2 separate regions of the Homo sapiens genome follow, and region 1 is linked to region 2. The links are chromatin loops, found by intact Hi-C in ENCODE. Cell type or tissue: heart right ventricle. All regions are shown on one strand. Each heading gives the region's core, and the rest is flanking DNA. Links, peaks and the distances in the headings are about the cores only.

Region 1 (5,220 bases), core at 1-5,000, 420 kb before region 2:
GCTGGGCGTGGTGGCATGCACCTGTAATCCCAGCTACTTGGGAGGCTGAAGCAGGAGACTCGCTTGAACCCAGCAGGTAGAGGTTGTGGTGAGCCAAGATCGCACCACTGCACTCCAGCCTGGGTGACAGGGCAAGACTCCGTCTTGAAAAAAAAAAAGTTAAAAAATCTTAAAATGAAATGAGGCTGGGCGTGGTGGCTCATGCCTGTAATCAAGCACTTTGGGAGGTTGAGGTGGATGGATCACCTGAGGTCAGGAGTTTGAGACCAGCCTGGCCAACATGGTGAAACTTCATCTCTACTAAAAAAAAAAAAAATACTAGCCATGTGTGGTGGTGAATGCCTGTAATCCCAGCTACACAGGAGGCTGAGGCAAGAGAACCACTTGAACTCAGGAGGCAGAGGTTGCAGCGAGCCGAGATTGGGCCACTGCACTCCAGCCTGGGCAACAGAGTGAGACTCTGTCTCGGAAAAAAAAAAAAAAAAAAAAGAAATGAAATGAAATAGACAATTGAGTTACCTTAGCCACATTTTGAATGCTCCATAGCAATGCATGACCACTGGCTACAAAGTGGGAAGCGCAGATCTAGCATGGTTCCATCAGAGCAGAAAGTTGTACTGGCCAGCATCTCACCTAGATATAATAGTTCATAAGAAATACAGAGATTAGAGAAATATATTCAATACCACAAGGATGCAATCACCCAAATACAGAATATGGAAATTTCTACAGAACAAATGACCCTGCTTCATTTTTTTTTTTTTTGAGACAGGGTCTCACTCTGTTGCTCAGTGGCATGATCTTGTCTCACTGCAAACTCTGCTTCCCAGACTCAAGTGATCCTCCCACTTCAGCCTCCCAAGTAGCTGTGACTACAGGCATATGCCGCCATGCCTGGCTAATTTTTTATATCTTTGGTAGAGATGGGGTTTCGCTATGTTGCCCAGGCTGGTCTCAAACTTCTGACCTCAAGTGATCTCCCCGCCTTGGCTTCCCAAAGCGCTGGGATGACAAGTGTGAGCCACCATGCCTGGCTTACCCAGTTTCTTTAACAAATACATGCCATGAAAAAAGGAAGGGGGAAACTTGCAGATAAAAAGATTTATGAGACGCATCAACCAAACTTGATTTGAACTAACCAACTGTAAAACAGACATTTTCTTTTTTTTTTTTGAGATGGAATCTCTGTCACTCTGTCGTCCCGGCTGGAGTACAGTGGTGTGATCTTGGCTCACTGTAACCTCCACCTCCTGGGTTCAAGCGATCCTCCCACCTCAGCCTCCCAAGTAGCTGAGATTACAGGTGTCTGCCCCTGCACACGGCTAGTTTTTTGTATTTTTAGTAGAGACAGGGTTGTATCATGTTGGCCAGGCTGGTCTCGAACTCCTGACCTCAGGTGACCCACCCACTTCGGCCTCCCAAAGTGCTGGGATTACAGGCGTGAGCCGCTGTGCCTGGACAAGATAGACATTTTTTGAGACAATCCAGGTAAGCAACGAACCGAGGTGGACATATAAACTCATTCAAATATGGCAGGGGTGAAGGACCCAGCTAGGATGAGAGGGGAGTGTGTACCCAGCTAGGATGAGAGGGGAGTGTGCACTCCCGATTTGATGGGAAGAAAAACGAGGGTAGGTAGATCGTTGTTTTGGTGATGTTAGCAACGTGATGCTTCTCATTTGCTGTGGGAGGAAAACGAGCTAGGAATTAGCTTCAAGAACAGCAGCCGCATCACTCCAGGATGGTCCTGAGCTCTGCCCCGGGGAGGGTGAATATGAAAGAGTTGTGAAGTCTTTTCTTTCACCTACCTGGAAAACTGCTGCTCATCCTCAAATTTCCTCTTCCGGGAAGCCTCCCTGGCTTGCCCCACTGCCCAACCCCATCCCATCCTGAAAGCCCTCCCTGAGCTTCCCTCCTCATGCTCCTGAGGGTGGCCCACTCTAAGTGGGACACTGATACCTAGACTTGCAGGGTGAGGAAGAACTGGCCAGGTGGAAAGCCTGGAGAATATGCCAGACCGAGGGCACAGCGTGTGTCAAGAGCAAGCCTGGCTAGAGCTTGAGGCCCACAGGGACAGAAAGGAAAGCTGGATCTTAGGAGGTCAATGAGGAGGTTGGGAGGAAGCGGGATATAGGAAAGATGATAAATGGATATCAGGCCCTAAAAGGTGCCAGATCTGTGGGGAGGTCAGCAGGGCACAGCAGGATTTTTAAGGCCACTGCAAGGGCTTTGCATTTGTTTGAGGGGCCACAGGAAGCCACTGAAGCGTTTTAGGCCGTGGAATGGTCTTTATCCCTCAGTTTTGTCAACCAAAAAAAAAAAAAGAATCAAACTGTAAAATACTTGAAGGGATTTACTCATGTGAGTATTACGGTAGGTAGCTAGGCAGGCATGAACAGGGCAAGAGAAGGCTCCCCCTCCACCCAACAGGAAAGTCAGGCCACCCTCAGGTGATGGTCAGGCAGTTACACTGTTTCTCTAAAATAACAGTTGGTGGCAGCCTGCTCCAGGGAAAGGCAGTTTCCCAATAGATACAAAAACCTGAAACGGATGATCAGCTTCCCAATAAGATCTCAGGAGTTGGGTGACTGAGCTTGAGCATGCGTACTAAGAAGCAAAATGATGGAGTTTAAGAGATATATGACCTTCTAGGAACATTCAGCTGGTAAGGGAAGAAAGCCTCAAGTCAGCATGCGTACAAGGCCAGTCAACAAATTGCACGTTTCCCTCCCAAGCGCTAGCAGGCCACTGACCATGTGGACAACCCACCTCAAAAAAAGAATCAGGGGAGAAGGGCTGCAAGACCCCCAGAAGCGTGCCACCATATAAAACTCCAAGTCAGGCTGGACATGGTGGCTCATGTCTGTAATCCCAGCATTTTGGGAGGCTGAGGCAGGCGGATCACTGGAAGTCAGGAGTTTGAGACCAGTCGGGCCAACATGGTGAAACCCCATCTCTACTAAAAATACAAAACTTAGCCAGGTGTGGTAGTGCATACCTGTAATCCCAGCTAGCTACTGGAGAGGCTGAGGCAGGAGAATTACTTGAACCCAGGAGGTGGAGGTTGCAGTGAGCCGAGCTTGCGCCACTGCACTCCAGCTTGGGCGACAGAGTGGACTCTGTCTGAAAAAAAACAAAAAACAAAAAAACCACAAGTCAAAAGGTCAAACCACACACTTGTCTTTCAAGTTGCCCTCTTGGCCCTCTTCCAAGTGTACTTTCCTTCCTTTTGTTCCCACTCTAAAGCTTTTTAAATAAAATTTCACTCCTGCTCTAAAACTTGCCTTGGTCTCTCCTTCTGCCTTATGCCTCTGTGAACCCCAAAAATCTGAGGCAGATCTCAGTTAATTTAGAAAGTTTATTTTGCCAAGGTTGAGGACACATGCCCATGACACAGCCTCAGGAGGTCTTGGTGACATGTGCCCAAGGTGATCACAGCACAGTTTGTTTTTTTACATTTTAGGGAAACATGAGACATCAATCAACATATGTCAGATGAACATTGGTTCTGTCTGGAGAGGCGGGACAACTAGAAGTGGGGAAGGTTTTCCAGGTCATAGGTAGATAAGAGACCAATGGTTGCATTCTTTTGAGGTTCTTATTAGCCTCTCCAAGACAGGCAAAAGGATACGCATTTATCTCAGTGAGCAGAGGGGTGACTTTGAATAGAATGGGAGGCAGGTTTGCCCTAAGCAGTTCCCAGCTTGACTTTTCCCTTTAGCTTAGTGATTTTGAAGACTCAAGATATTTTCCTTCACATTCCCCCTTTTTCTTTTTAAAAATCTTTTAGAGAAAGCATTTTAGAAGAAAATCAGTCTCTGATCTCAGGTTTCATCTGATCTCTCATGGCTAGGATGGTTTATTCCTAGACAGGTAAGTCCCTAGTTGCTAGGAAAGCTCATTTTTAGAAGGTTGTGAAGTCTCACGTCCTCTGAAGAGAAAATAGGGGGAGGAAAGGAGAACAACAACAAACAAAAGAACAATCCTGAAAAATTGATATAGGCCACATTACTCCGAAGTCCATACATCAGTAGACAGATACGAAAGTGGCTGGCCCGGCGCGGTGGCTCACATCTGTAATCCCAGCACTTTGGGAGGCTGAGGCAGGCGGATCACCTGAGGTCGGGAGTTTGAGACCAGCCTGACCAACATGGAGAAACCCCGTCTCTACTAAAAATACAAAATTAGCCAGGCGTGGTGGTGCACTCCTGTAATCCCAGCTACTTGGGAGGCTGAGGCAGGAGAATAGCTTGAACCCCGGAGGCGGAGGTTGCAATGAGCCAAGATTGTGCCATTGCACTCCAGCCTGGGCAACACAAAGAGCAAAACTCTGTCTCAAAAATAAACAAACAACAAAAAAAGTGGCTTATGTATATAAATATAAATAGGTTGCTGTTATTTTCTTCTGAAGTTTAAGTTGTCCAGCTTCAGTTCACAGGGCTTTATGAAAACACAGCTTAGTTTTCAGTGACTCCAGATTAGGCAAAATGGGGAAAAAAAGAAGGAAAAATTTGAAAACATTATTTTGAAGACACGTTGCCAAGAAAAATTAGAATTTGGTTCAAACTGTAGATAATAATAAGAATTGAAAAATATTAGACAAGACTAGAATCTAACAATGAGTGTTACTATAGTTTTGGAAACATAATTTTCCTCTCTCTAGTTTCCTATTTTTACTAAAGACAAATCATGGTAGGACTGGTTTGCTTTATTGTACTTGGCCTAATTATTTGTATACACTACAGCAAAAATAATTAATGTTTACACAGGCTTTTAAACTGGTTTTGATGGAACGTTGTCCCAGAGAAGGAATCTCAGATAAGACTTTTTTTAAAGCCGAGCCCAGCCATGAATTTGTACCATCAAATACTGATGAGTTGGGTAAATTCTTCTCCTCTTGAGGTTCCAAGATAAACGTGGGGCTCCTGGGCCCCACAGTGACATTCTTTACTTACCACAGGTCAGGAACCCTTTACAGGGACTGTGTAGACAAAGGTATGAGGCCAGTTTTTCAAGGGGCTTTTATTGGCTCCATAAGTGAAGTTTGATTCCTTAAAGGAAAGCACACCGTTCTGGTCAAAGTCTTGGTAAAAATAACTAGTTTCTCCAATGGTGTCCTGTTACAAATGAAAACAGATTCTTTTTGCACTTATGCAAATAACTGTATTGTCATAAGTTAGGAATACTCACAAATAGTTTCCAAAATCTGTAGAAATCAGG
Region 2 (5,492 bases), core at 282-5,281:
GTGCAGCTCCAGGGCCTCGCACTCAGGGTCTAGTTCAGTAGGTCCAGGGGGGTAGGCCCTGGACTCACCTGTCTGAGGACACGGAAGCGGAAGCAAGCTGATGTTGGGGAGCCTCGGAGGGAGCCCAGAACTCTGCTGTGTCTCCCTGCTCTGGCAGTCATAGGGGCAGCTTTATGCCTGCAGCTCCCAGCCCGAAGATAAGTAGGACCCGTCGGAGCCACCCATCACTCGAGTCCCTGAAGCCTGTCACCGGAACCCAGCCCGTCCAAGCAGCAGAACTCATAACCTTCATTTACTGATGGAGCTGAGCAGCTCACCCTAGACCATCACACCCAGGGGGAGGGAGGCAGAGGAAGAACACAGGAGGAGCTCCGCAAGTGTAAACACACATGGCCACAGCAGGAGAAAAAGCCTAAGGTGAGCAAGATTTAGCAAAAAAAAAAAAAAAATTGAAAATTTTCTTTAAGAAGAGTGAAACAGGCCGGGCGCAGTGGCTCACACCTGTAATCCTAGCATTTGGGAGGCCGAGGCAGGCGGATCACTTGAGGTCAGTAGTTCGAGACCAGCCTGCCCAACATGGTGAAACCCCATCTCTACTAAAAATGCAAAAATTAGCTGGGGGGCGTGGTGGCATGCACCTGTAATCCCAGCTACTCAGGAGGCTGAGGCAGGAGAATTGCTTGAACCTGGGAGGTGGAGGCTGCAGTGAACTGAGATTGTGCCACTGCACTCCAGCCTGGGCAACAGAGCAAGACTCCATCTCAAAACAAAACAAAACAAAACAAACAAACAAACAGTGAAACAGACGGGACATGGAAGCTTATGCCTATAATCCCAACACTTTAGGAGGCCAAGGCAGCCAGATCGCTTTAGGTCAGGAATTTGAGACCAGCCTGGGCAACACAGTGAGACCCCATCTCTACAAAAAATAAAGAAAATTACCTGAGTGTGGTGGTGCACACCTGTAGTCCCAGCTACTTGGGAGGCTGAGGTGGGAGGATCACTTGAGCCCAGGAGGTTGCGGCTGCAGTGAGCCGTGATCACACCACTGCATTCCAGCCTGGGCAACAGAGTGAGACCCTGTCTCAAAAAAAAAAAAAAAAAAAAAAAAAAAAAAAGGAAGTAAAACAAAACTAATAAGAAAGGCCAAAAAATAAAGTGAGTTTCTAGCATGGTAATGAGAAGATTTAGAAAAAAAGTGACAACACGAAACCAAGCCCACCTATTAATGAAAAGTCCAATTGGTGAAAATCTGACAGATTCTCCCAGAGCTCCCCATTGCACCGCTGTAACTGTCCAGTGGGGTTGGGAGTATCCACAAGGCCTTTTGGAGAGAGAGCAAGTCCCACCTCACAGGGACTTGAGAGTGCAGAAGTAATTGCCTGCATTTTCTTTCTTTTTTTTTTTTTAGACGGAGTCTCGCTCTGTCGCCCAGGCTGGAGTGCAGTGGCGCGATCTCGGCTCACTGCAACCTCCGCCTCCCGGGTTCACGCCATTCTCCCACCTCAGCCTCCCAAGTAACTGGGACTACAGGTGCGCGCCACCACACCTGATAATTTTTGTATTTTTAGTAGAGATGGAGTTTCACCATGTTGCACAGGCTGGTCTCAAACTCCTGTGCTCAGGCAGTCCTCCTACCTCAGCCTCCCAAAGTGCTGGGATTACAGGAGTGAGCCACCGCACCCGGCCATATTGCCTGCGTTTTCACAGCAGGGCAAAATACAGGAAGGCCACGAGGCCTGCAATCCCCAAGCAGTTAGTGCTCACGGAGCAGCCCCCACCTCAGTGAGCATCTAGGGGAGCTGGAGGATTTTGCCATCAAGTGTAAGAGTCAAAGATTAGATGTTAGAGCAAGCACAGGATATTATCAAAATGCCAACACATCTGGCCTGATGGGAAAAGCCTAGACCTGTGACGTGGGATTGTGTTTATTCCTGCAGTGGGAGAGACACTAAACCAAAAAAGTTTTATGTTTGCTCAGGGAGGTAGCTATTGATTTATTTATAGAGAGAGGTTCTCACTCTGTTGCCCACGCTAGGGTGCAGTGGCGCGATCATAGCTTACTGCAGTCTTGACCTCCCAGACTCAAGAGATCCTCCTACATCAGCCTCCCAAACAGCTGGGACCGCAGGCATGTGCCATCGTGCCCAGCTAATTTTTTAATTTTTCTAAGTAGAGACAGGGTCTCTCTATGTTACTCAGACTGATCTCGAACTCCTGGCCTCAAGCAATCCCCCCAGCTCAGCCTCCCATAGTGCTGGGATTACAGGCATGAGCCACAACACCCAGCCAAGAGGGCCATTTAAATTCTGATCAGCATAAAGTAAATCTGCAGATTGACTGACCCTCAGTGGCCCTACAAATTTGCCTCGCCTGATTCTCCAGGGATGACCCAGCTTCCATGGTCAAGAACAGACCAAAAAATAGCCATCATATTTATTTCTGGTATTGTGTTTGTATTTCCAGACATGCTGTCTTTGGGAGTTCCTTAGTTGATCTGAAGAACAGCCCTCTTAATTCTGCTCTGTTCCACTCCCCCGTTGGCTCTGACCTCTGATCTCTGCCTTTGAACTTTGTGTGATTTTTTATTGTGCCCAGCACAATGACCAACTTGTAACAGAGCCCAATAAATGCTTGTCTTGTCTGCATCAGATCTCAGACGGTAAGAATAACTGGGCCTTGCCTCTCCACCTGTTCCCGGCCTCTGCTGCCCTCTGGTGGCAGCATGCAGCCCTACTCCATTATTACTGCCCTCGCGGGGACTGTTTTGGAAGCAGGTATCTGTGATTTCAAAATTCTAGCCTTTCCCAATTTACCCGTTCTGTTGACTTACATTCTTGACTCATCTGCCATTTTTGAGAGGAAGTTGGAAATATGTATATGAATAGTTCTAACTTTCAAAAAAGCCATAATGGTTGCAAAATTTCAACTGGAGTTTTCTTTACAGTTAGGTGTTTTGCCCAAAGACCACACCAGGCTCCAATGAATAAATGTTATCTATAAAGAATGCCACAAGATGAATGTAAAATTTGGAAAATTCCAGGACTCTCATCTCATAAGTGTCTGTCCCATCTCAGACACCTATAGCGGAGAGGAAGAAATTTAAAAGAAGAAAAAAATTTTTGTTCTGGCAAAAGCAGTGGGGTTATATCTTCTTTTAGGTTCCCTAAAAATGGGATTACAGGCGTGGTGGCTCTTGCCTGTAATCCTAGCACTTTGGGAGGCCGAGACAGGCAGATCTCCTGAGGTTGGGAGTTTGAGACCAGCCTGACCAACATGGAGAAACCCCGTCTCTACTAAAAATACAAAATTAGCCGGGCGTGGTGGCCGATGCCTGTAATCCCAGCTACTTGGGAGGCTGAGGCAGGAGAATCTCTTGAACCCAGGAGGCGGAGGTTGTGGTGAGCTGAGATCGCACCACTGCACTCCAGCCTGGGCAGCAAGAACAAAATTCTGTCTCAAAAAAACAAACAAACAAACAAAAATCAAAACCTAAAACAAGCACATGGATGCAGGCAGTCTATTTGGGAGGTGATTGCAGAAATAAAGAGCGAGAACCAGGGAGGTCTAGAAAGGGAGAAGTTGGAGGAGCAGTGTAAGGTTGAGTATGTGAGGTTCTCCTACAGATTCTGTAAGGGCATCTTGAGAAGCACAGAGAAAATGTATCGGAATTGTCCAATAGGACAGGAGGCTGGAGCATTTATCACCAGCTTCCACTCCTATGGGTGAGGACTGTCTTCAGTGACATCGATTCACCCTCACTTAGGGACTTCCCAGCCATGCAAGCCAAGCAGATGCTGGCTTTGGCAAAAGTCCTTGGACAAAAGCAGGAACATAGAGGTATGCATTTGTAGTGGGATTCTATCAGTACAAGTTGAGTATGAGCTTGTTAGGCAGGAGCTAGCCACTGGAACTGTGGCTGAAATGAAAGCTGAGACAGAGTTCACACAGAACCTTCCACCGCAATTGAGGCTAAGACCAGAGGCAGACAGAGGGGGCATGATGAGGAGGAACAGATGTGTTTGCTACAGACCCCAAAGGGTCATATCCTCAATGTAAGAGTGAACCAAGAGGAAACCCACCTCCCCAGGGCACTGCAAGTGAAATCTCCTGCGTGGAGTGGGTAAAGGCTGAGGATGCAGAGCCACAAGGAGAGTCCTCACTGAGGTCTGAAGCCTGAATTCGTGCAAACCGGGTGATCTGAAACACCTCAAGCCAAAATTGTGATGTAAAATAGCCCGGTTGGTGGAGCCACAAGGCTCTCAGAGGAAGCAATTAAAATTGTTTTATGGAGAAATGTATCTTCAATTCAGGCCTCAAAAAAATCCCGCAGGTAAAATTCCAAAGACTAGCCAGGCACGGTGGCTTACGCCTGTAATCCCAGCACTTGGGGAGGCCAAGGCGGGCAGATCGCGAGGTCAGGAGTTCGAGACCAGCCTGGCCAATATGGTGAAACCCCATCTCTACTAAAAATATAAAAAGTAGCCAGGCATGGTGGTGCATGCCTGTAGTCCCAGCTACTCGGGAGGCTGAGGCGGGAGAATCGCTTGAACCAGGAAGGCGGAGGTTGCAGTAAGCCGAGGTTGCGGCAATGCGCTTCAACCTGGATGACAGAGTGAGGTCTTGAAAAAAAAAACATAAATAACTTAGGTAAATGTAATAGGATAAATGTCTATAAATGAACTTTTCATGTAATTTGAAATTTTGAAGTTATGTTAGGTTAAACAAAATAATAGATATTCGTTAAATGTCTGGGTCAATTTGTTTCATTAAAAAATAGTATTTTTTAATGAAATACAAGAACACATTATTTTTTATGAACCATATGAAAAATATTATTTTTTAATGAACAAAATTACTGAATATAAATACAAGTGTGTTCTTTGATGCTTACATTTTGTAAAAGATTACATTTATTGGGTCTATTAATACATCCAAAAATTTTATTATGGAAAAACATGTTTTTAAAAATTATGAAATGGGAGCCAGGAGGACTACTTGAAGCCAGTTCAAGACCAGCCTGGACGACATAGCAAGACCCTTTCTCTATGAAAAAATTTAAAGATTAGCCAGGTGTAGTGGTACACCACCTGTAGTGTTAGCTACTTCGGAGGCTGAGGCAAGAGCATCACTTGAGCCCAGGAGTTTGAGGTTGCAGTGAGCTATGATCACACCACGGCACTCCAGCCTGGGCAATAGAGCAAGACCTTGCCTGGGATAGTGACTCTTTCCTTCAACCTTTTCATCACCTCTTATAACTTTTTTTTCTCCAGTCTAACTCTGCCCTTATAGCCTGACACTGAAATGTTTATCTTAAAGGCCTGGAAGAACAATGCTTTCTTTCACTATACCTTGATTCTGTACTCTTGGCTACTCTTGATGTGTCTGAATTTTTGCCAGAAAACTTCCCATCCTGTTGCTAAGAATCACCTATTCCCCTTATCAAGGTACAAGTTTTCTTGTTTGTTTACTTTCTTCCTTTTTTTTTTTTT

Evidence for each region. Hi-C counts contacts between places; a loop is a spot of excess contacts. Peaks named below come from ENCODE experiments on the same cell type or tissue, not always from the same donor. Only the 100,000 strongest peaks of a DNase experiment are listed, where the experiment ranks them.
Region 1: a loop joins it to region 2, with 8 times the contacts of the local background. A loop is called at or near these places in 9 of 110 quality-filtered maps.

What each region holds. Positions count from the first base shown.
Region 1 is chr16:75,127,922-75,133,141 of GRCh38, reverse strand. It overlaps a transcript of ZFP1 not described here. Among named protein-coding and RNA genes, the nearest start is that of LDHD, 14 kb to the right of the region's middle. In heart right ventricle, for the core only: a CTCF peak has its summit at 2,491; no DNase peak of the experiment used is centred there.
Region 2 is chr16:74,706,827-74,712,318 of GRCh38, reverse strand. No RefSeq gene overlaps it. Among named protein-coding and RNA genes, the nearest start is that of MLKL, 8.7 kb to the right of the region's middle. In heart right ventricle, for the core only: CTCF peaks have their summits at 2,509 and 2,718 (motif pointing left); a DNase peak (open chromatin) is centred at 2,708.